3 separate regions of the Mus musculus genome follow, and all the other regions are linked to region 1. Evidence: chromatin loops called from intact Hi-C (ENCODE). Cell type or tissue: gastrocnemius. All regions are shown on one strand. Links, peaks and the distances in the headings refer to the core of each region. The heading gives the core; the rest is flanking DNA.

Region 1 (8,195 bases), core at 2,218-7,217:
TTGACAGGAGCTTCTGGTGCTGTTGGCTGCTCTTAGCGTTGACAGTGCCCTGCATTCACTCTCCCCTGCCTTCCACTGCCCTGTAGTCCCCTGAGCTGCAGAGAGCAGATGACTATCTGACAGGGTGAAGGGAAACTTGCCACCCCACCTCCCTCTAAAAACCAGAGGGTGGGGATCTCAGCCTCACCTCTCACTCGGAAAGGAGCACTCCTATCTCGGTTACTTTCTGAGTTATATGTTTTAGGCCTCTGTCTCCAGAGCTGTTACTGAGAAAACCCACTTAAGTTCTGAGCCCCACTTTTCATAACCCAAAGTCCTGTCGTATACAAGTGTGGAGACTCTGTTTGAGTTGAGCGTGGGCATGGCGCTGACAGAGATTATATGCAGGCAAACCATTCACAGGTGAGCAACTCAGCAAGCCTGTGGCAAAGCTGCCTGTGTAGTCTCTGGGATCTGGGGTGACTGCTCATTAAAGACAAGCGTCTCAGAAATATCTAAGGCTGAGGACAGTGGGCACTGTCCAGCCTTCGTCCCCAGGGAAAAGAGTGTGTTGTGTATCCACATCCTCAACACAGGCCGAGAGTGGCCTTGGTAGCTTTTAGTGCAAATTTATTCTTGGTGGGATAAAAAACAGGATCTAGCAAAGGGCTTAAGAGTAGATAGTGTAGAAGCCTGTCATCCCAGAGTGTCAGTTTATGTCTGAGACCTGGTTCCCTGTACCTGTTGTCTTGGTGAGCCATCCATCCCTGCCTGTGTCCTAACAAAGTGAATTGATCAACCTTGCTCTTATTTGCACATCCTGGCCGTTTAAAGCAAAGCTTGCTGAGGACTTAGCTGTGGGTCATGTGCTTGCCTAGCACATTTGAGGAGGTCTCAGGTTCAGTCCCAGACTACAGCAAGGGACAGAGTGGTTAAAGTGAGAAATAAAGCTGAGCGCTGTGGGTGGTTATAGCTTTGTTTTCCATTTCATTTCATTTATTTTTAGTGTTATAAAGAAAATTCCCGCGCCACAGTCCTCTACCCCTGCGTGGTGTATGACCGTGGGCCCGAGAGCACTCTTGAATAAAAATCCTCTTGCAGTTTGCAGCAAAAAAAAGAAAAAAAGAAAAAGAAAATTCCCCGTTTCTTTTCAGTGTTCTATGAGTAGTTTGTCTCTGGGCCTAGAAGCCCCAACACCTTCTGTGGCATGAACAGGATCTTCCTCTTGAGTTTCCAGAATTTCTGGGAGACTGTGTGTGCATGTGTCTCAGACTGTGGTGGCTAACTCTCACTCCCCTTGGCTGTGGTTGTCACAGGTCTGGATATTGGTGGCAGCATGTTCACAACAAAGACAGCCCACAAAATCGCCTCGGAAGCTAGTTTTTCATCTAGTGAAGGAAGTCCTTTGTCAAGGTAAAGTCGTGAAACCCTTTCTGAATAGCAGTAACAAGATGAGAAATGTCACTACGCAATGAGTTCAGCCCTGGCTGTGTGTTATTTTGTGTGTGACTTGATGGAGGGTTATGGTTTGGGTTTTTTGTTTATATAAAATAACAGCCGAAACTTTAGTCTACCTTTGAAAATATTTGCCCCAGAGCCAAGTATTGTTTTGCAGCTGTTGTTTCCTCGGTTTAAGACTCAATTGACACCTCAGTGAACCACAAATTAGCGTCTACAGCTGCTCGCAGTAGGACTGCTTAGAGACCACACAAAGGAGGCTGTCAGGAAAAGGGCAGGGAGAAGACATCAGGCCTTAAGAGAAATAAAGTGGCATGTTTCTTCTTTCTGAGACAATTGATAGACGACCGACTGGCAATTGCTCTGTATTATTTTTTATGTATGGATTTTTTTTTTAAGCAAGTCTTCCAGCCACATTACTCACTCCTTTCTTATGTGTCCTTGCTTACTCCCCTTAAAGGACAGAATGTATCTTTTCACACTTGCTAAAATGTAACACTTTTTGCAAGTTTTGTGAGCTATAATAAGTTCTGTGCTGAATTTGCCATCAGCATCGATAGTGATCATGCGGTGACTTCAAGTCACTTAGGAAACATTCATAATGTGAAGCTAAACAATTGCCTGATGCAGCGCCTACTCTTTTACTTTGGACTAAATACTATTTCAAACAGCCTGGCAGGTCTCCTTTGCAGTAGCATTGCTCGTTAAAAAAAGTGTCCTTTAGATGACTGCATACCTTTGAATTTACTACTTGACCCTGCTAAAATGTTAAAACATGACCTTTACATCGCTTCTGCCTTGTGTAATGTCCAAATAACAAAATGATCTAATCCAGAAATGTCATATTAAAAGGAAATGAAAATGGGGGAAAAAAATCTGTTCATTTGTATTTTACAGAAGCATGGCAGTATTTTAGGACCTGGGCTACTTGGATGGGTTAAGTTTCTCAAAACTTGATGAGTATCCAAAATGCGTTCTTGTTTATAAGAAATTACCTTTAATACCAGGTTTTTGTTTGTATTTTTGAGAAAGTAGGAACTTACTGGGTTTGGGAGAGTGTTGAATACTATATCGGTGGGTTATACAATAAATTCAAGTTGTGTGTCTTTTAAGAGGATTTTTAAAGGTCAGTAAATTCTACAGATAGTTTCCAGTTTTAATGTTACCATTTGGCTTAAAAAATGTATCCCTTTAGTTTTTAAGACTGTCAGAAGTATTTGTCCCCATTATGTTTTAAAAACATTAAAACAAGTCCCCATCCCACACACTGAGACAGGGTTTCTCTGTATAGCCCTGACTGTCCTGGAACTCAGTCTGTAGACCAGGCTGGCCTCAAATTCACAGAGATCCGTATTAAAGGCAAGCACCACTAGTGCCTAGCATTAAGACAAGTTCTTTATGTAGGTCCTTTGAGAAGTTCTTAAACACACTTAGAAAATAATAGGATCAGATAGGACACTTTCTCAGCCTGGTCATTTATACCTGGCCCCAGTTCGACAGAGGAAAAATAGAAATTGTTTTTCTACAAATTAAAGTATGGAGCCTCTTGTTATTATATTTCTGTATGAAATTAATTTTCAAATAAATCATAAGTAATCTCATCAGGCCCCTTTAAGAAAAAGAAACCCACTAAAAGGTCTTCCAGGAACCCTCAGTTCTGGACACTTGATAGTAATCTAGCATGAAAGGCTTTGAACGGTGAGTGTGGCTTGGTGTGCTGTTCTGCACAGTTTGGTTCTTGTGCTGGGTCTCTTATTGTTAATACCCCACCCTGGGCTTTGGAGAGCTCAGGTTTTGCTGTTTGTGCCTGGCTTTGCTGAAATTTCTTAGAGGCTTACATTTAAGGATCCCACTTACTGCAGTCACTCCTTGTGCTTTATTGCTTTTACAAGTGGTCTCGAAACCCAGTACTTGAGAATAAACATAACAGTGCTACGCTGCTGTAGCACTTTTAAAAATTCTTCTTTGCTCTGTTTTGTCAGTGAGCTGATGAGCAATCTCAAAAAAAAAAAAAAAAAAAAAAAAGACCCTGTTGGACCTTTAAAAAAAATGGCTTCCTCTGATGTCCTAGAGACAATAATTATGATGTGCTAGTTAAGCCCAAACTACAGCTGAGGGATTTTACTTTAAAGCAGGGGCTTGGGCGCAAAAATGCATTTATAGCTCTTTGTCTGCACCTCATTATGTGTGGGCCTGATTCATTAAGTAATTGGTTTGCAGTTGTTTACATGAGTATTAAGGCCTTCTTTTCAGCCGCCTTTGAGAGATACATTGTGTAAATGTTGCCTGTGATGAATGCAGAATGAGGGCCAGAGGGTCCCTCCTATTGGCTAAACAGTGCACTCTGTTGAAAAGCCAGAGAAAGGGATTGGGTGCTGCTTTGCATAGCAATGACTTTCTTAATAAGCGTTACAGATTAATACACACAAGCTATAAAAGATGCAAAGAGATACTCTTAGCACATTTATACATGCTCATTTCATTGTGACGGTGGCGGCGTCCCCGCGCTTTTAGATTCCGTTTTGCAGAGCAGAGGCTTCAGTGTGTGAGCCGTAATAGAATCCGATGTTTATTGTATTATAAATCACGGGCAAGTAGGCCGATCGGCAACAGTTTATTATTAAAGATTCTTTCAGTGTAAATCTTTTTCTACCATTGTATTTGCTTCAGTAAAATCATTTTGTGGTTGAGTGGGGATGAAAGGCATGATGTACGAAGGAGTGAGTCCTAATAGGAAGCTGTTCTCCGAGTAAAGACCACTTGTTCCCTTTTGTTCCGGGGTGCATGCCAGAGCTTCCTCTCCTCTGCAAACATTGTCTCTCTTTACCTTCCCCAGGAAGCGGCTTCACTCTCCAGGATCCATTTATTCAATGGAGAGTGTATCCTCACAGCTCCCTTGTAAGTTCAGCTTACGGGTTCCCTTGTAACTCCGGCCTTCTGGTTGAATCAAGATAAGATTTTTGCTGAAAGAAAAGAGTGTGTGCTTGCAGCATAATTGCCTAGGGGAAAGGTACTAAAAGTCACCGGACCACCCGCACCCCTTAACAGGGCCACCGTGGGTGGCATTTCTTGCCAGCCCTGCAGCCATGGGATCGGCCAGCGGAGGGCGCCAGCGTGCAGCTGATAATCAGTTGGTGGCCGCAGCTTTTCTTTCTTGTCTGGTCATTTATTTTCCCTGGAGCGGTATAAAGATACTTAGATACTAATTGTCCATTGAAGTAAAAACGAAAATTTTCTGGCAGTCCTTCATGTACCTTTATAAAGTGCACATCTCCATCTCCAGCTTAGGAAATCTGCATTGACCTTACAGTTAAGAAAAGTCACTTTATTTGACGGGAAGAAGTAAACTAGCTGGCCCAAGGACAGCAAAAATTACAGCACGTGCTGTAGGAGCTCCAACTGGCCATCAGGGGGCGCTCAGACTTTGTCAATTTAAACAGCCTCGGACTTTGGCGACCTTTAAAATTTAAGATTGGTATTTGTGGAGATTTGTTGGTATGGTTATTATTTATACTTTCGTTTCTTTCTGGATTACTTTTTCTCCTACATTTTTCCCAGAAAAAAATGTCTATTTTTGAAGGAAAGAAAATCCAGCCAAAGATGCTATTTGAAAAATTTTAATACTGATTACAAATCCACAGAAATTTTTGTGGTTCACAGCCAAGATAATACATCTTCTCATAGGTGGACTTGCCTCTCTTTTCATGTGTGTGTGTGTGTGTGTGTCGGTGTGTGTGTGTGTCGGTGTGTGTGTGTGTCTGTGTGTGTGTGTGTGTCTGTGTGTGTGTGTGTCTGTGTGTGTGTGTGTCTGTGTGTGTGTGTGTGTGTCTGTGTGTGTGTCTGTGTGTGTGTCTGTGTGTGTGTGCGTCTGTGTGTGTGTGTGTGTGTGTCTGTGTGTGAGTGTGTGTGTGTGTGTGTGTCTGTGTGTGTGTGTGTCTGTGTGTGTGTGTCTGTGTGTGTGTGTGTCTGTGTGTGTGTGTGTGTGTCTGTGTGTGTGTGTGTGTCTCTGTGTGTGTGTGTCTGTGTGTGTGTGTGTGTGTCTGTGTGTGTGTGTGTCTGTGTGTGTGTGTGTGTGTGTGTCTGTGTGTGTGTGAGTGTGTCTGTGTGTGTGTGTGTAGGCCAGAGGTTAATGCTGGATGTTCTTCTTGATAGCTCTATACCGTATTTTTCAATACAAGTTCTCTCAGTGTACTTGAAGCTCATCCATTTGCCTAGATGCAGCCACTGAGTTCCAAGAAGCTGCCTGATTCCATCCCACCCTGACCCCAGCACTAGAGTTACAGACACACATCCAGTTTTGACATGGGCACTGGGGATCCAAACTCGGGTCTTCATGTTTCACAGTAGGCATGTACTGACAGAGCCATATCAGTGGCCCTCCAGTCTTACAATTAGGCCCTAGAACAGGATGATGCGTCCCACTGAGGGCCATTTCTTAATTGTCCTCAACGTCACAAGTTGTATTCTTGGCAGGATCCTCAGAGTTAATTGCCAAATTCGAGTGGACCCCAAATCCAGTAATTCAGGTGTGTTTGTTAGTGGGATGTGGATTCCCCCCCCCCCCGGTATAAGGGAGGGAATGGCAGTCAGTATGTTGCTAACATTACCATAGTCCCCAAGTCTTCTAGTCTCTAAATTTGTCCACCTTTCAGGACCAGAAGTGAGTACCAAGCCCCATCCCAACTCTTCTGCTGTTGCTGTCTTGAGAAGGCTTATTGCATGCACCCCCTCCAGATAGAACAGCCACATTCTAGTGCTCTTGCTGGCCTGCTATGTAGACTTAAAGGGTGTCCTTCATGGTACCAGGTCAGATGCCATGCCCTAATGCAACATGCTATTCCATGCCTTTGGCCTTTCTGTTGTTTGGCTGGGATACACCTACTCAAATGCTTCCTGGGCAGAGGGTGGCTGTGCCATATACCATTCTAGTGGCCCCATGGTCCCATTTCTGTCACCACCTAGCTAGGTATAGGAGCTTGTTTCCCCTCCCCATGTGAGCTTCTCATTGGTCTGGCAGGTTTATCAGCAGAGCTGGGTAACTGCTGGACTTTCTGAGAGTGCTCAGCAGTTCACTCAAGCCTTCTTCGTGATGCAAAGCCACTTGCAAAGTGCCTCACCTCTGTCTGGTTCACCTTCCTGGCCTGTGGGACAATGTGTATTCTATCCAGTTATCTACAAGTGGTATGTGTAGGAGAGGCGTATGCATTTTCAAATGGAAATCTTAGCTCACTTCAAATTAGATTGCCTTCCCAAACTGTTCCAAAGCCATCTGCAGTCACAGTTTCAAGGAACAGGAAGGAGGTGGGCGTGCTTACAGGAAGCCTTCATGGGGTCTTTCCTGGCTCTGTCCTGTATGCTGAGGAGACTTGTCTTGGTCTTGACCTTCATGAGGATGTGGAGGCTCTTGGCATATGTCAGGGACCTGAAACAGCATTCCCAGCTGTGCCCTCCTTCGGGTGCCCTTGTCTTCAGTGAGTACTTTTGAAGGCAGAACTGGAGTGTGTTCTACTTTTTTTTTTTCTTACAAAGTGCCAAGTTTCCTGTGGTATTTTCATTTACACTTAGTTTGCTGGTTAGTTTTTGTCAACTTGATACAAACTAGAGTCACTTGGAAGAAGGAATCTCAATTGGAAAACACCCACATCAGATTGGCCTGTGAGGCATTTTCTTGATTGATGATTAATATGGGAGGGCCCAACCCAACACATTGTAGGCAATCCTGAGCCTGGTCCCAGGATGTAAAAGAAAGCAGGCTGAGTAAGCCTCGGAGAGCAAGGCCTGTAAGAAATGTAAGTAGTAAGAAGTGTTTCTCTCCATGGCCTCTGCTGCAGTTCCTGCCTCCAGGTTTCTGTCTTGAGTTTATTTTTAGGCCCCGAAATCTTATAGCTGTAGCTGTTAATCTATGTGTCTGTTCATTACCATGTTGTTCTTGTTGATCTGTAAGATACCTTGAAATTAGGTATGATAATGCCTCTAAACCAATGCCTCTAAACCTCCCCCCACCCCCAGGATTGTTTTGGCTATCAGAAGTCTCTTGTGCTTTCAAATAAGTTTTAAGATTGGTTTTTCTATTTCCATAGAAAACAGCACGAGAATTTTGATAAGGATTGCACTGAATCTGTGGATTTTGGCAAAATAGCAAGTTTCATAATATTGACCCCACTGATCCATGAGCATTGAAACTTTTTCCATCTTCTGATATCTTCTTCAATTTCTCTAAAGTATTTTAAAGTTTTCCTTAGAAAGGTCTTTAACTTCCTTGCCTAGGTTTATCCCAAGGTTATATATGGTTGGAGGGCAATTGTGAATGGGATTGCTTCCCCCATTTCTCAATATGCTTGTTAGTGATATATAGGAGGAGCTGCTGATTTTTATAAATTAACTTTGTATCCTGCCACTTTGCTGAAAGTGCTTATCAGTTCTAAGAGTTTTCTGGTGGAGTTAGTAGGGTCTCTTTTTTATAGAATCTGCAAGCACAGATAATTTGACTTTTTCTTTTCCTATTTGGTTCTCTGGTGTTTCTGCTCTAGCTTAGACCTTCAGTACATTTAGTAGACGTGGAGAAAGAAGACTGCCTTGTCTTTCTTTTGATCTCACTGGAACTGCTTTAACGTTTCCCTGTGTACTGAAACAGTGTTGGCTGTAGGTTGTGAGTGTTTTTGTTTTTGTTTTGATGTCTTACTGAATTTGGTTTGCAAGCGTTGTGTAGTGAACTTTTTCGCCTATGACCGGGGAGATTGGTTTGTCATTTGTCTTGT
Region 2 (8,195 bases), core at 2,024-7,023, 120 kb after region 1:
CTGTAACCAAATTTAGCTGTGCCTAGAAATCTAAAATCTAGACATTCTCGAGAGTCAATCTATCCACAATTAAAGGCCACAGGGTGACTTTGCAACTCTGCCTTGATTCTCAAGACTTCTGCCCACGCTTGGTCAGAAAACTAAGATGCTGTATTCCTGGTGACTCTGTCCTCTATTTCTAACCAGGAAAAAGGTCAAGGAACTAACAAAGTAACAAGTGGCCCATTCTTGAAATATGCTTCGTCCATTCATCATTAATTCCAACAGATGTTCTGTGGCTGTTTTTCTTTACCCTACTTCCAGAATTGGAGAAAAAAAGATGGCATGCCTTAATTTGTATGTATAAAATGGCACTACTGTGAAATTGTGCACTTTAAGCTTATACAGCTTAACAGGTTTTTTATTAGAAGTTACCTAAACAATTACTGAAGTTACATAGATTAAAAAAAAAGTTTCACTTCATTACAGATAAATTATCTAAAGCAAAACTGAGCAAAACTAAAACCCTTATGCCAGAAACTTTCATCACCATTAAATTTAGAAAACTTAACCTGGAGACCAAAAAGAACTCTCCACACTTACTGGATAGAGGAGCACTAGGTGACTTGTGCAAATGGTTCCCCAGTCTGGGTATCCTTGAAATTTCTCCAGATAGCTACTCATCAGTTCTCACTAGCCATAAAAGGGCTGCTTATGTTTTATAAATGTATCAGTTCTCTGGCTTGCTGGGCCTGAGGATAGCATTCACAGTGTTTCAAAAAAAAACTAAATTTAATTAACATTCAGAGGTCCACCATGATACTGTGGCACTAAATGGCAAGAAAATATCTGTGCTTTGTATCTGAACTGGAATTTATATTGCTACCACATAATGCATTACTTTCTCATATGTGCAAACTCATCTAAAATCAAATCTATATGCTTTTTAATAAAATTATGGACCCAAATTCATTTTTAGAAGCATTACTGTTCAGTGCAGCTAATAAAGCAAGCCTATGTAAGATATTTGTATTGAGTGAACAGAATTGAGTCTCTGATTTGCTTTAAATTGAAAGTAAACAGCTACTAGCAGAATGGAGTTTGAACATATTTGTGTTAACTATTTGTTCTGACCTTTAGATTGTAGTTCTAAGCAAAGCCTTAAATAGGACAACTGGGTTACACTCTTACCCTTGCGTATACAAAACATCCTTCTTGTGTCCTTCAAATTTGCACGCACTCCCATACTTTAATTTGCATTCTAATGAAGATTACAGGGAAGTACCTGCAATCCCTGCTGTTACCCTCTGCAACTTTCATTCTGCATTTTGGTTTCTATTCCTCCACTAGAAAAGATGCTAGACGCCAAAATGTACTGCAAAATGTCACATCTGCAGAGTTAGCATTTCTGAAACCCGGTTTTGCTATGGCCTCTGCTAAACTTTGAGAGGGCTTTGTTCCACCCAGCCCCTGCTCCAGTTCTCCCTCTTGGCTGTGGAGACACTTATCCTCCTCTTCAGTTAATGAGTTTCACCTAGTCTAGCCGTTTGTATTTTTATAAAGGATCTGTGAAGCACCAACTGCAAAAGAAGGAAAAGGCTTTTGCTTTGCATTAATCAGAAAGTGGAATTCTATAGTAAAAAACATTTCTTTTAATGTTTCAGGAATCGAACCTTTTCCTATGGGGCGTGCTCAGTAAGTCTCTGGGTGTAGAATGTTAAGCCCTCTGCAGCAATTACCTCAAGCTTGGTTTTTGTTTTTGTTTTGTTTTGTTTTTTTCCTACTTAAGAAATGCTGAATGGAAAAAGATATGGCTACAGTACATGTACTTTCAGAAAATAGCAAATGGAAAATGATTGTTTGCTTCTGGTGACATTATTTCCAATAGAGTTCATTTAATTTAAAGGATTCTTTGTCTGGAAATAAGCTACGGGTGTGTGTGTGTGTGCGTGTGTGTGCACGTGTGTGTAGAACTCTTATAGGTTTATTTTTCTTAAGGGTATCATTGCATGCCCATGGACTATAAAGCTATTGGTTTTGTAAGTGATGGCCTGTTAAAAAAAATTATTGCAAATGGTGTGAATTTTTAAAACATGTGCTAGAGGTAGTGTAGTCAAACAGATGAAAACAAAGCACTTTGAACTACAGCACATCAGTAATAGCTTTACCAGCAAAGATTAATACTGATTTCTGAAGTCAATCTACTACATAATGCAAAAACTCAACCTGGGAGAATTTTCTGTATGTTTATCACACCATTTTAAACTATTTTGTCTACTGAGATTTTTATTAAATGCTTTTAAAATTAAATCTCACTCTCCAAAAATGCACAACGGTGGTTTGATAAAAGACAAATCTCTTTGCCCCATGCCCCCTCCCTTTTCTTGCCTTGAAAGGAACTGGAGTTAATTTAGATGGAGAAAAAGAGAGAGAGAGAGAGAGAGAGAGAGAATTTACTTTATAAAATACATTTTGGAGAAAGTGCAAGTTTGACTTCTATGTACCTTTCTATGCAGTCCCTTTGAACTTTCCAGAAAAATGTTCAAACCATGAGAGGAAATAGTGTTTCGCACTCAGGTTTGTTCTAAAACATAGAAATGCAGAAGAGGTTTGGTATCTCTGGTGACCATCTGCTTTGATTCTTTGGAAGCATGCTTTGCGCATATTATTTCTTTAACTTCCATTAGTCCTATAAGTTCACACTATTCAGTCGGTTCTATTTCCTCCAATATGACTATTTTAATGATTAAAGAGCTGTGTTGCCACACTCGCCAAAAGGAAAAAAGGAAAAAAAATCCCTACAACCCTTAAAAAGAAATGACCTCTTGACTTTTAGCAAAAGTACTTAAGGCCTTTTAAAGTTATATTTAAATATTCATTTGAAATGCTGAAAATATTAATTGGCATAATAGAGTAAATATATTTATTTTACAATAAAACACCGATAAAATTGGTGCAACAACTACGTTCTAAATATGATGGAAACGTATAATTATCTTACTTTTTCTGTATATTATGATAACAATTCAATAAATCACCTTTATTCTTTTTAACTTGCTTTGAAGTAGATTGGTGGTAATAGTGTCAGTTTTACTTGTTTGTTCTAGTACTTTGCCAAGGAGTCCAAATTCAGGTAAAAATACTTTAAAGAAAATAAATACCATGTTTATAGGATAAAAGGGTATGTTTATCAGCTGATTTGGAAAGGCCAGATTCTATATAAAAAGTATTTTATAACCCTTTTTAAAAAATAATGAGCTGCATCTTGGGTTGGGGTCGGGATGGGGGTTGTACTCTTCTAGGATAATATACAATTACTTGGTTGCCTAATAATGAACAAAATATTTTAAAATCAGCATTTAAATGTAAAAACGGTAACAATCCGTATACTTAGTGTTTCGATTCTTTTTATTCCATTTCTCTATTTTACCCAAATGGCAGTTATTCCTCAGCAATCACGTTGCTGTGTATATGATCCACTTTGGGCTACAATTCAATTTACTTTCAATCAAGCATTAACGAAATTGCACTTAGGGGAGGGGCTTTGCAAATTAATCTCCCAAAATAAATTCCACTTCAAGGATTCATCGTGAAAAGCTGGTTGATTTATAGAGATACAAACACCAACAAAGTTTCCGACTTCTAAAACTCTTGAGAGCTTTGGTTAGGAACGTGGTGAATGCGTATTCCGTCAGTCAGTTCTTCCGCATAACTTAGGAACTTCTGAAAGAAGGGAAATCACCACCTCAGAGTGTGGTGTCACATTATTCGGTCCGGGGCTGTTGCCTTCTCCCACCCCCAGTAAAGAGGTTCAGAGCAGCCTGACCCTCTCCGTGACTCATTCGTTCTTATCTCCATGCACTAAAGGGTCAGCATCTGTACATTTCCCCCATCCGTTCTTGCAGTTTCTTGGCGGATCCTGCGAGTCGCAGGCAGACCCTCGGGGCTCATCACCACGTTCTGCCATAGAGCAGGTTGGCGCCGAGCACGCCTCCGCCGTAGTCCCCGGTGGCCGCGTCCAGGGCCGCTAAGCCGCCCCCGGGACCATGCAGAGCGGGCGGGCTGGGCGACAGCTCCTCGAGCTCTGGCGCGGGCGTCGGGGCTTGCGGCTGCTGGCCTCCCTGGCCAGGCGTCGGGGTGCCCGCGCCGTTCTGGCACGGCTTGCCGTCCTTCACCAGCACCGGTACCGCCACGCGGCGCGGCGACGGCGGCGGCGGAGGCGGCGGGGGGCCCAGGCCGCCCTCCTGTTGCAGCTGCTGCGCCGCCTTGTCCTTGGCCTGCCTCTTCATCTTGTAGCGATGGTTCTGGAACCAGATCTTGACCTGCGTGGGCGTCAGGTGGATCATGCTGGCCAGGTGCTCGCGCTCGGGCGCCGACAGGTACTTCTGCTGCTTGAAGCGCCGCTCCAGCTCGTAGACCTGCGCTTGCGAGAAGAGCACTCGGCGCTTCCTTCGCGGCGCGGCCGCGTGCAGCGGTGCCAGCGACTTGGCGGCGTCCGCGATGCCGGTCAGCGAACCCATGCCGGCCACGTTCACGCCCGCCGACGGCCCCATGAACCTGGAGACTGGGGAGGGGGCCCAAGAAGGACGGCCGGTGAGCCCCGGGCCTGCGAGAACCGTTCCCGCCGACGCCCCGCTCGTTTTAAGTGACGGCACGGGGCCCCCGACTGGGTCGCGGCGTCCCACGAGCGCCGCGGCCCGAGCCCCACTCCCTCCGCGCACCCGGGGGCCCGGTGACCCCCGTGCGCCCCAGGAGGTTCCCGAGAAACCCCGCGAGTCCCGGGCCGCCCCGCGCGTCCCCAGCCTGGCCCCAGAACCCCTCGCGAGCCCGAGGCCGCGTGCCAGGACCCCCCGCGCGTCGACCCTCGGGCGCCGCTGACCAGGACGCCAGCACCCTCGCGCCCCGGCTGTGGCGGGAAAAGCCCGCGCCGCCAGCCCGCCCTCAGTCCCGCGCGTCTGGCCCCGCTCACTTGACGAGTAGCGCGGGTCCGTGTTGGCGCCGTACCAGCCGGTGGCCGCGGCCGCCGCGCCGCCCCGCATGCCGTCCGTGTAGGCGGGCAGCTCACCCATGTTGCCCAGGCCGCCGTTGCAGTAGCTGCCCATGGCGCTGTGCGGGAACTGCGAGACGCCGGGAGGCATGTGGTAGGTGGCGGCCGCCGCGGCCGCCGCCGCTGCCGCCGCTGCTGCCGCCGCCGCGTTGTGTCCGGCCATGGCGTGGGGCGGCTGCATGCCCGCCGCCACGGCCGCCGCCTGCGAGGAGGGGCCGCTCGGTGGCGCGCGGTAGGCAGCGGCCCCCAGGGGCGCCCCCAGGCCGGGCGGCGCACCGTCCATGACGCCGCCGAACTTCTTGTAGGTCTCCTCGATGGGGCTCAGGATGTCGGAAACGGAGAAGGGCGTCGTGTGCTTGGGGCTCAACGACATGGCTCGGCGGACGGCCAGGTAGGGGGGCCCGGGGCGGGCGCGGGCGGGACGCGGCGGCCGCTCGTCGCCGCCGCCGCCACTTCGGCCCGGCGGCAGCGCCAGTGGAGAGCTGTCCGCGGCGCGGCGAGCCCCCGAGCTGCGGGATCTCGGGTTTATTTTAGTCCAGTGCCAGGTTTACGACAGACTCGGGGGGCGGAGCAACATCCCCAACGAGCAAACAATGGTCATTGACATCTTTTTCTCTCACCCCCCTTCCAGATAACGGAGGCAAAAAAAGGTAAAGGGCCAGTTGGGTGTTTCTGGAAAAGATTGCCCCCCTTTCTAGCTCCATCCTTCGCGCTTCTATCCGGGTTACCTTTAGCCCTAGAGAAATAAAAACTCAGAGGCCACTGAAAGAGCCACGCTTGTTTCATGCAGACTGTGAGTTTTCCTAAAGTGACTTTGTGGCAAAGTTCAGTAGAACGTCGAGGGGTGGGTGTGTGTGTGGGGGGGGGAGGACAAACAGCTGTTAAGTTTGGGAGGGGGATGCTTTTCAGGGCTCTCTTCCTTTCTAGCTATCAGCCCCTCACTGGCTCCATCATCTAAAGTGTTAAAAATAAAGGGGGCTCTTGGGTCCCACCATAAGAGCACATAAAGAGGAGAGGTACAATGACCGTCCTCTGCCATTGTAGGGCTCTCTAATTTATGCATCGTTAGATCCTTTAAAGCGTCATTTTGTAGGCAACCTAACGGACACTTCCAAATTAGCTCAAAGTATACAAATCCAAAGAAGAGGTACAGCACGCAGAGAGAGAGATGCTGACTTGTAAGTATGGTGCTCCTACTCTCAGGGTAGAAACTGAACAAGATGAAGTGTATTTGCTAAAAAAGTTTCATATTTAATTTGCACCTTCATTACCGCTATATTTTCTTTGTCCTCATCCCCAGAATCTGACTTAGGGTTTATTCTTCTGTCACTATCCTGATATGAGAGAATGAGGGAAAGAGAAAAAGAGGGAAGGGAGGGGGAGGGAGGGAAAGATGGAGGGAGGGAGGGAGAGAGAGAGAGAGAGAGAAAGAGAGAGAGAGAGAATTCAAGTATGTCTACTTGTTTGTAATGGATCTTTTTGGTGGTGTTGGGAAAATAACCTGTTTAAAAAGTATCAACGTTGATGTGGATGCAGAAAGCAGGTTAAAACGACAGCTCTCTTGAAAAAATTCAAACCCATAAGCTGATTTTTTAAAAAAAAAAATTCGTTTCTTGGTATACAAATGTTCCTGCATAACAAAGAACTTATACTTTATGAACTTACAGTAAGTGCAAGACAAAAGACAAAGAAGTGTGCAGGTACCAGTAAAATTGGAAAACATGGGGATGAGCAGGGAAACAAAGACACATTTTAAAAGTTTTCCTCAAAACTGGAGTAGAAGAAAGAAAAGTGTTTCTTATGCAAGATTTTATTGTATCTAAAAACAAAGGCGTGACCACCAAAGTTTAACCTGGACTCACATGCCGTGGAGATCTGAACTGCTCCACATTCTCTTTTTCTTGGTTTCAGCCCTGTGGTGTGAATGCCCTTGATGGTTTTGTCTTATTATTTTAGTCAACATCTGTGTTCATTTCAGTGTCCTTTTGCAAAGAATCTGCCTGTTGTAGGGAGAAAAAAAGACCATATGGTCACTCATGGAAAGAAAATGACAACCAGAATAGTGGTTAATATTTTAAAACACATACTGTGGGACAAAATGCCAGGTCCTAGCAGTTGTTTATAGACATCAGTTACTGTCTTAACAAGATTAGTGTTGCTACATTCTGACACAATGCTACTTTTACAGGTCTTTCCTGGACTTGGGACACTTGAGCTAGGTCACTTATGCTGGAACTGCCTACTTATATTTCTTGAACTAATGATACACAAAGAAACCTTTAGGGGGGGAGGGCACTCAAATGCTGGGATCCTTTTACAATGTGGGTTTTAAACTTTTTTTTTTTACCTTAAATTGTATTCCTTACTACTTACTAGCTTAAAAACAACAAAATGTAATCTTAAACTTTAAACAAAGATAAGGTAAGTAAATATAGTTGCCATAATATCTGTGAATATGAAAGCCTCTTGCAAACCATTATTTTTTTCAAGCTTAGACACATTTCAAACATGAAGCAGTTATCATAAACTTCATGCTGATGAGCTAGCCAAGCCAGAAAACTTGGTTAGAGGTCTTTTTCAGATTAATTTTTTATTTTCAAGTTATATATTTATCTTGTGACATTTTATTTGTAAAACTCCAGTGTGGCAATTTTATAAGTGCTTATACTATATTTTGTTCAGTTTATCAATGCACGCAGATCTGGAGGTTTCCCACTATAAAATGAAAACATAAAACAAAACAGAATTTCTAATGAAATTCACTTTCTGACTGTTTAGGAACATCATAGGCCAAGTAGAATTCTTTTCCTGGACATGAAATGTTCTGGAAGAAAAAAAAAATTCTTAAAATCCCCCACATTTTCTTTTATCAGTTATTTGTGTCTTACCCTAGAAATTTCATACCTTTAAAATATAGTTGCTATTTGGATGTGTGCACGTGAGCTTGATAATAGACTCTGGAGGATGTAAACATTAGTATATCAAACTAATGACAAAATAGTTTGATACTCTGTTGAAGATTTCCATCAAACTCATTTCATCCAATTATTCTCTGCCCAAACTGTGAATGGAAATTTATAGTTAGTGATAGTTAAATTCTATTGACTATATGTCACGAAAATGTATTTCTCAGGAATGCTTTCTTGTTATTTCCTCCCCTTTTCTTAGC
Region 3 (8,195 bases), core at 1,749-6,748, 220 kb after region 1:
AAAAGCGATGCTAACTTGATATCTCCGGAGTCCATTGGTGTGGAGAAACACTGAACTGAGAAGGAAGAACAATACATCAGAGAACTTGGGAAACGGCTGTTCCAAGTCAGGGGAGGAAACAGGGGGGATACAGGTAGGAAAGACGAAGGCACCTGTTCCCAAGGCACGGAATCAAGCTACCCAGGTGGAATGTGATTCTAGATCCTGGGATGTTTGACAGGCTTCTGTGTGCACCCATCTGCTCCTGAAGTCCATGGATGCTTCCCAGCACTGGGGAAAACAAAGGTGTGGGAAGTTCCTACAGTAGGATGGAAGGCAATGGCTGGACATCGTTTCAAGCTGGACCTTACTTTGCCATTCTTCCACAATCTCACAGGCAAAGTCACCAGACTCACAGACCAATCACATAGACCGACTGGTGCCAAACTGCTCAGAAACGCTCTTCACAGTGTGGAGGGCAGAGATTCCGTTCTTAGCAAAGAGCCCAAAACAAGGTCTCTGCAGGTAACTGACCATGCAAAGCAGAAGCCTCAGTGCGTTGCAGAGCACGTCCTCCGGGGCAGCTGAAGCGGTCCACCTCCATCTTGGCAAGCCTCAAGGTTTCCGGCAAAAGCCCCCTCAATAGGCTTCCTCCGCGTGATATTTTGGAGCTGTGCGTTTGAGCCTAAGTGCTTGAATGAGCCCCCAAATCTGTAGGCTTTCCTGGTGCTGTGGGGGTTCTGGAGAGAAGAGCTAACTTGTTTGTTCTGGATGCCCAGAAGCAGCAGGAGAGCCCGGCAGCAGTATGAGCATGTGTGGGGTACGAAGGAGAGAGGACCGGTGACATGGAGGAGGCCAGAGGAAAATGGAGGAGGAGAGAGGACACGGAGGAGGCAAATAGACGGGGCGGAGGTGAGAGAAGATGGAGGAAGTGCCAAAGATTATGTAGAAAAAAAAGATACAGGGCCAGGGGCAGGTATGGAGGAAGAGAGGATATGAAGGCAATCAGAAGAGACAAACAACGGTGCTCCTCGGCTCTCAGACCATGTTTCCCTCACCAGGCCACCCCCTCTCCCTTTCCAACAAACAGTGCTCAGGTAAAGAAAAACAAAAACGTCTGAAGTACAAGTCGCCCACGGCCCAGTAAATAATCCACACCCACGAATGTGAAGTCCCCCTAATTAAACTTGGTGGTTATTTGATTCCTCTCCTTCTCCTTCTCCTTCTCCTTCTCCTTCTCCTTCTCCTTCTCCTTCTCCTTCTCCTTCTCCTTCTCCTTCTCCTTCTCCTTCTCCTTCTCCTTCTCCTTCTCCTTCTCCTTCTCCTTCTCCTTCTCCTTCTCCTTCTCCTTCTCCTTCTCCTTCTCCTCCTTCTCCTTCTCCTTCTCCTTCTCCTTCTCCTTCTCCTCCTCCTCCTCCTCCTCCTCCTCCTCCTCCTCCTCCTCCTCCTCCTCCTCCTCCTCCTTCCTATGCAAGCAAATGGGAGATGTGCTGAGGAGGTTTCTGAAGGCAGTTGGGGGGGGGGGGGGAGAGGGAATCCAGGTGTGTGCAAATATGACCAAAACATATCAGATAGGTTAGACAATTGTTAAAGAATAAGTACAAAACTATTTTAAAACAACAACAACAACAACAACAACAAAAACACAAGAAAGTCTAAGGTGGATAAAGCAGATACATGGGCAGGGCTGATCTGCAGGACCTCCTGTGTACAGTTGATGAGAGAGGGGCAGGGCTGATCTGCAGGACCTCCTGTGTACAGTTGATGAGAGAGGGGCAGGGCTGATCTGCAGGACCTCCTGTGTACAGTTGATGAGGGAGCACGGGCAGCATGAAGACCAGGGGCTTTGGAGAAGAGAACGATTGCTCACTCTGCGGAGGCTGCAAGTCTGAGCACAAAGTCCCAGGAGGGTCAGTATCTCCCGAGGCCCTTCCTAAGCTTGCAGATAGTGTCGCCCCCTCCCCCCCGGGCCATGGGACCAGTCTTAACCAACTTACCTCATTAAAGTTTCTCTTTCCAGGGGCTGGAGATAGGGCATTAAGAAGCACTTGTTTCTCTTGCAGAGTACCCAGATTTGGTTCCCAGCATCCACATGGTGGATCACAAGCATCCTCAACTCCAGGTCCAGGGATATTTGAAGAACTCTTCTGATCTCTGTGGGCACCAGGCATGCACATGGTGTACAAACATACATACAGGTAAAATACTAAGAACTTGGAGGACTCTGGGACCTGTGTGTGGCTGCTAACAGGAACCTGGTAGGTGATTCCAAGCTAATTCTGCAGAGCAGGAGGGAACCTTTCTCCCCAGTCCCTCCCTGTCTTCACCAGAAATGGCATGGAATGCCTTCGAGGTGGGCCCTCTGCTCTTGGGGCTTTTTTCTGGGTTCGTGTGTGTTGGGAGTGTAACCTGTGAAACCCAGTCTCACATGTAAAGTGAATTGATTGCTCACACCAGACGAGGTGATGTAGGAGAGGAACCTGGGAGGTGCCTTCAAAAGTGGTAGATGGTGGTGACATCAGAGACCTGCCACTGTTTCTTAGCACTTTATGAAGAAAGGCTCTAAATTACCCCAGATAAAGAAAAACAGAAAGAAAGAGATCCCTCCTATGTCTTCCAATTGACTAACAAGTGTCAGGTTATTTTTTATTAGAATAAATTACATTTTCCTGGCACAGGAAACATTTTGAAGAGGTGGAAATATATGCTTCAATTGTGGTGGTGACAGTAACAGAGACAGTTGACATCCACAAGGCAGACGAAAGAAAAAGGTTGAATGCCATCAACCTTTTCATCACACTCCAAGGGACAAGCACCAAGCCAAAGAATTGTAATTCTTTCTTTGGCATTGTGGTCCTACTGTAAATGGACTTTACCCAGACATCCCTCAAATCCACAGATGACCAGATTGTGCTCCCAGGCCTGAGTCAGTCGCCCGACCTGAAATTGTTTTCTTATCCAATCGCTCCACCTTGCGGACACTATGGGCACCGCAGCTTCGATCCTGGCATCCATCCGTCGGTTTTGAAATGCTGGTTTAAGAAAGTAAAAAGATCAGTGTCTGGAGCGCCAAGGTGGACTGATTTCATGCTTGTTTGTTTTGTTTGGGTGTTTGAGGGGAGTTCAGGGGGGTTTAATGATTGAGGAGATGCTGAGGAAGATAATCTTCTGGGCTCCCAGTCTACTGCGATGCCCTCCAACTTCTTGGAAAGGCTGTGGGCAGAGATGGAAGGCATCCCGACTCGTGTATCTCTTTCATTTTGGATGCCCCACCCCACACCGCTGCCTCTGTGTAGTTTAGGAATTGGCACCGAGTTGGCATACTTTTATAGGATGGGGTGTTTCAGCCTCCCATTAACCGCCCCCAAGCGTCCACGCGGCGTGTCCCCCTGGTGGTAAAATCCCGCTACTGTATAGCATGCAGTGTCAAGGCAAAGGCTCTGACCAAGAAGCCTTTCTGGATTGTAAGCTGCACCACAACCTAACTGGATTTGAGGGTTGAATAGGATCACTTGGAGGCCATATTACATGCTGGCCAAAAGATGGTTTCTTCGTTCTAGTACCTCCCGCGAAAAGCGGGGAAGGTTGGACCGAAGTCAGAATTTCTCTAAACTCTCCATTACACTCATACTGAGCCACCTTCCCCTGCCGTCATCTAAAATGGTCCGAGACAGTTCGGGATCATGGGAATGGCGCCTGAGTGCTATAAATGGGAATTCCTAAGGGTCAGCACACTCCTGGCTCACGGAACCACTTTGCTGAGTCTGTGGGGGTAGGGACTTGCAAAGAGCAGCGCGGAAATGGAGGGACGGGAGGATTACAACCTAGGAAAAGCAGGATGCTCAATGGTGATGTCCCCTGAGGATGCCGGGTCACCCGGACACACTGTAAATAGAACAGCTGTTCCCATGGTCAGACACTAACTCTAGTTTTGAGCCTGATTGCCCGTGGTAGCAGGCAGACTGTGGGAGTAGCACTGCAATCCGGGTGTGTTTGTTTCAGGGACAGAGAGACTCGGTGGGTCGCTTAAAGAGAAAAGCGCTTGGGCGCCTCCTAGCGGCCACACACGAAAAATCCTAGTTTTCCTCACCCCACGTGGTTCTCGGAGCATTGGAAACGTTCGCTTGCAAGCCCTCCTTTCCGCACTTGCTCTGATGGCGGCGCTGAGACCTATTCACCTCTTTTAATAACGATGCCCTGGGAGGGAAAATATAGAGGCTTTTAAAATCCAGACTCCGTGTGTGTGTGTGTGTGTGTGTGTGTGTGTGTGTGTGTGTGTGTGTGTGTGTGTGTGTTGGGGTGTTGGTAAAAGCAATAAAACTCAGATCGCTTCCTTAGCGAGATAGCAGCAGCTATAATGCTCCAAGGGGATCAGGGTTTATTTGCAGATCCTGGATAAAAGATGATATATCGACGAGATTTAGAGTGTCACTGTGCCTGGCCTCTCGGGAAGTCACAAGTACATATTTCCTGAAATACCACCCAACACAATATCTAATCCAATGCCACTTAAGACAGGGAAGGGAATGCCAGCATCCCACAAGTTTGCACCCAGCTTCTAAGTTCGAAGTGGAGAGAAACCATCCCTCCCTGGAGAGGTCTAGGGCACCTTAACGTTTCTTGCCTGGCCCTTGTCTTCAGTCCAAGTGATCACTAAACGATGAGCCCTAATAAATACGTTTGAGAAATGTCCTTACTCTTGGCAAATATTGGATTAGCTTTTCAATGACCAGGCTCTTGAAAAGGCTGGAGAAATCCATGCCAGGTCTCAACTAAGCCCAACAGTCAATAGGTAAGGAAAATAAGTTATTTCCCTTGTGGGAACGGGGAGTACTGAGAAGGGAGTGTTCACTCTATGGAGTTATCTACATGATGGCATTTCAAAGCACTAAAGGGGACAGAATTTGAGGTAACCTGACATTTTCATCAATGTAGTGGTGCTTCTACTTTCTCTAGAGATACACATCCAATTTCTATTTTATTTTCACAACGCAGTTTATACACTTTTTTTGGTTAGAAAATATGTTGCTTATATGGGTGGTGTTTGTAGAGGTTGTACTCAGATCCAACTCAGACTGCTTAGGGAAGGCCGCACAGGGTGTGTTCTTTCTAAGTATTGCTCTCTGCAGGAGACACTGAGAACTAAGGAAGGAACCTCTTCAGGTGAAGGGTGAAGGCTGTGGGATAAGGTTCTGAACTGTTCTCGCCCCCCCCCACTAATGTCAGATGGCTACACCTCTGTAGTTCAAGTAAGGATGGACAACCCCCCCCCCCCCAGCTAGCTTTGGTAATCAAATGATTCTGCCTGGTGAAAGATGCCTTGGCTGCAGCTTAGCTGGGCTGAGCAGCCCCCTGGTTTCTTATCCTCTTGGGCCTTTCCAGAAGTATGTGGAGGTCCCTGTGACCATCAGTCTATTGGTGCATGAACATATATGGTTTGCATATACCCAGAGAAGTCCAGAAGCCCTAGAAAAGCCAGAGTACCAGCTAGTTCCTGAGCACCCCAGGCCTGGCTTCAGCATGGGGCACCCAACCAGAGCCTAGCTGTCATTTCAGATAGAGTGAGCACCAGGGTCCCAAACCAAACGGTGGTGTGTGTGTGTGTGTGTGTGTGTGTGTAGGGAGGGAGGGAGGGAGAGAGGGAGGGAGGGAGGGAGGGAGGGAGAGAGAGAGAGAGAGAGAGAGAGAGAGAGAGAGAGAGAGAGAGAGAGAGAGAGAGACTGACTCTGTGTCACGGGGCCTAGGCGGGGCAAGCGCCCTCTGAAGCCATCAAAGACAGGGTGGCTTTTTTCCCCCTCCTCCATCCTCCTCCCCAATAGATATAGCACGAATTTTTAATGCGTCTTCCTTTCACAGACAACAATACAGGGTTTGAAAGCCGGACACAATTTGGGTTTTGTGCGGGTCCCTCCTCGCGCTCCCTCGGCCCAGCTGGCCATATGGAATCCAGCATGGAGTCCGCGGATCACAAAGGGACCCAGTGACAGGCTCAACAAAACCCCAAGGAGACTTCTGCCTGACTCCGGGATTCACTGCCCGTGATAAGCGCGCTGAATGGTGCGGGTGGGGGGCTGGGGGGAGCTTCTCTCTCTTCCCCTCTCTGTCCCCTGCGATCCTTTCTCTGTCCCTTTTTAATATGCACGCCTCTAACATCTCCAGCTCCCAGCTTTCCCATTGTGCGGTTTTGTGCGGCCCTCTGTAGATTGGGCGAAGATAGACTGCCGAAGCGGACCCTGAGCGGGGTGCGCTCCCAGGGCGCTAGGGTTAGGGCCACACAGGGCTCCACGGGCGCTTTTATTGACTCCTTGGGGACCCGAGGACAGAGAAGGGCAGGCGCACGGCCCACCTCCGGGGACTCCTGAGAGGACATACTGAGAGTGCAGGCCTGTGGGCCTCAACTTGCCAGGTCCTGGAAACCTGCAAGTGTTTGGGCCTTAACACTCCCGTGAGGGTCTGAGAGCTCTTGTGAGTGTTTGTGGCAGAAAGCCTGGACCCTGAACACCCAACACTCACCCTTCCTGCGCTGCCCAACGGACCTCTGGACAACCACAGAGGCCCGGGGCTTAGGAGAAGTTGCACTTAGGATAGTGAGCAATTGGTTCCAGGGCAGGTTGGACATCTGCCTTTTGTATTGCACAGCAAACATAGGCAGTGAATTCTCCAGCTTTTACAAACAGCAAAACAAAACCCCACAGTTTCCAAGCTTGTGCGTAGAACAAAGGGAGACTTTTCAGTATTTAGGGAAAACTGTCCCCTTCCCAGGGCTGATGGGAAAGGACCTGTAGGGGGTGTATTAGAAAGACTCCCATTGCCCTCAGTGATGGGGTGTGTGTGCACAAGGCAGAATATAGTGTAATCACGGCCTTGCGTGTGTTGTCCCAATTTAGTCACAAGGATAATCATGTTTGCTTTAGATATTGAATTAAATCTGATCACCAACTGGATGGGAGAAAGAGAGAGGGGATCATCTAGAGTGACTCCCTTTGCCCAGCCGGCTGCCTCCTTACCTTCTAGCCTCACCTCAACGCTGGAGCTCTGGAGGACCACAGACACTAGATCCAAATAGACTGACTTTCAACCTCCTGGCATCTTAGAGTTTGCTGGGCTCTGACTCATGAAGTCACGGTGAGACAGAACAGAAAGGCGTGTGCCCGCTGAGATGCAGGACCATGTGTGCTCCAGGCTCAAGCGACAAAAGCTCAGTTCGCAGTGGAGGAAGGAAAGATTGCCACCTCAGTGGACGGTGTGCACATGCCTGTCCTCCTACCCGAGCCCTGGTGGCAGGAGTTCCACTCAACCCCAAGCTTGTACTTTCTAACCGTCCACCCAGAGCCATGACCAAGAAACCAAGAACTATCCAGCTCCATCGGATCGGGTTCCAGGCCAGAGGGATGGACAAGATGGGGCATCAGTAATGAGAAGACTGCATTGCCTAGGATCCCCAGTCGCTCTACTTCCCTGGCTCCTGGGACTAAAGAGGAATGACCAGTTTGGAGGAAGGCGCCAGATCTGGTTTGGTCACCCAGGGCTCAGCCAGTTTCTAGAGACAGGCAAAGCCTCAGAAACCTTAATGTTAGCTCTCCCGCCCTTCATCCCAGCGCTCAGGACTCGAAGAGGTCAACTAGGCCTCAACTTGGTACGCAGATATTGAGAAAGTGGTGCAAAGAGAAAGCCATCAGACTCAATCTCAGACCCCCCCCCCCCGTCCCCTTAGCCAGAGGTAAATTAAACTTAACAAAGTGATAGCCATCAAGTGTAGTGGTTTCAACAGCTTTTCAGGCTGAAGGAGCCACTCAGAGATTTGGGCGAGTGAGGGGGGCTTGCTTTCCTTGTTTGGCGCTACCCAAAGTCACTTTCCCTCCCCCTGTTGGGGATTCAGAGAGTGCACAGAAGCCGGAGAGCGCCAGGCCAACAAGGACTTTGGACCACTGGCTAGCAGGCTGAAGGCCAAGCTGCTCTGGTCCTGCGCGGAATCGTTTGGGTCAGCCCGCCTGAGGCCTATCCCGTGCACTCCTCCACTGTCTGGATAACCCCGCGGCCACTGCGCTGCGAGAGGAAACGCCAGAACTAGCCCAGAATACAGCCCTAGGCTCCAGATTTGAGGTTGACGCCCCTTCCAACTCGGCCCGGGAGGGAAAGTAACAAACTCAAGAACTGGGCTTGGTTTTGTGTTTGTTTGTTTTTTTAAACACAGGATTTTTATTAAAATTCTTATT

What was found. Peaks named below come from ENCODE experiments on the same cell type or tissue, not always from the same donor. Only the 100,000 strongest peaks of a DNase experiment are listed, where the experiment ranks them.
Region 2: a loop joins it to region 1, with 2.2 times the contacts of the local background. A loop is called at or near these places in 4 of 42 quality-filtered maps.
Region 3: it touches region 1 in a loop (12-fold over the local background); 41 of 42 quality-filtered maps call a loop at or near these places.

Annotation. Positions count from the first base shown.
Region 1 is chr2:146,954,905-146,963,099 of GRCm38, forward strand. It overlaps Kiz (kizuna centrosomal protein), which reads left to right. Exons shown (of 14, transcript NM_001033298.4): 12 at 1,296-1,392. Among named protein-coding and RNA genes, the nearest start is that of Xrn2, 54 kb to the right of the region's middle. In gastrocnemius, for the core only: CTCF peaks have their summits at 4,582 (motif pointing right) and 4,810 (motif pointing right); DNase peaks (open chromatin) are centred at 3,811, 4,263, 4,532 and 4,829; H3K4me3 peaks cover 768 bases; H3K27ac peaks cover 528 bases.
Region 2 is chr2:147,079,947-147,088,141 of GRCm38, forward strand. It overlaps Nkx2-4 (NK2 homeobox 4), which reads right to left and starts at 5,399. Exons shown (of 2, transcript NM_023504.1): 1 at 4,949-5,399; 2 at 3,930-4,543. The coding sequence starts at 5,399. The coding sequence ends at 3,930. It overlaps Gm34889 (a long non-coding RNA gene), which reads left to right and starts at 5,593. Exons shown (of 4, transcript XR_001783500.2): 1 at 5,593-5,676. In gastrocnemius, for the core only: no CTCF peak of the experiment used is centred there; DNase peaks (open chromatin) are centred at 4,235, 4,953 and 5,373; H3K4me3 peaks cover 1,833 bases.
Region 3 is chr2:147,174,934-147,183,128 of GRCm38, forward strand. It overlaps a transcript of Nkx2-2 not described here. Among named protein-coding and RNA genes, the nearest start is that of Nkx2-2os, 5.1 kb to the right of the region's middle. In gastrocnemius, for the core only: CTCF peaks have their summits at 2,953 (motif pointing left), 3,376 and 4,029 (motif pointing left); DNase peaks (open chromatin) are centred at 2,949, 3,357, 4,030, 5,899 and 1 more place; H3K4me3 peaks cover 1,128 bases.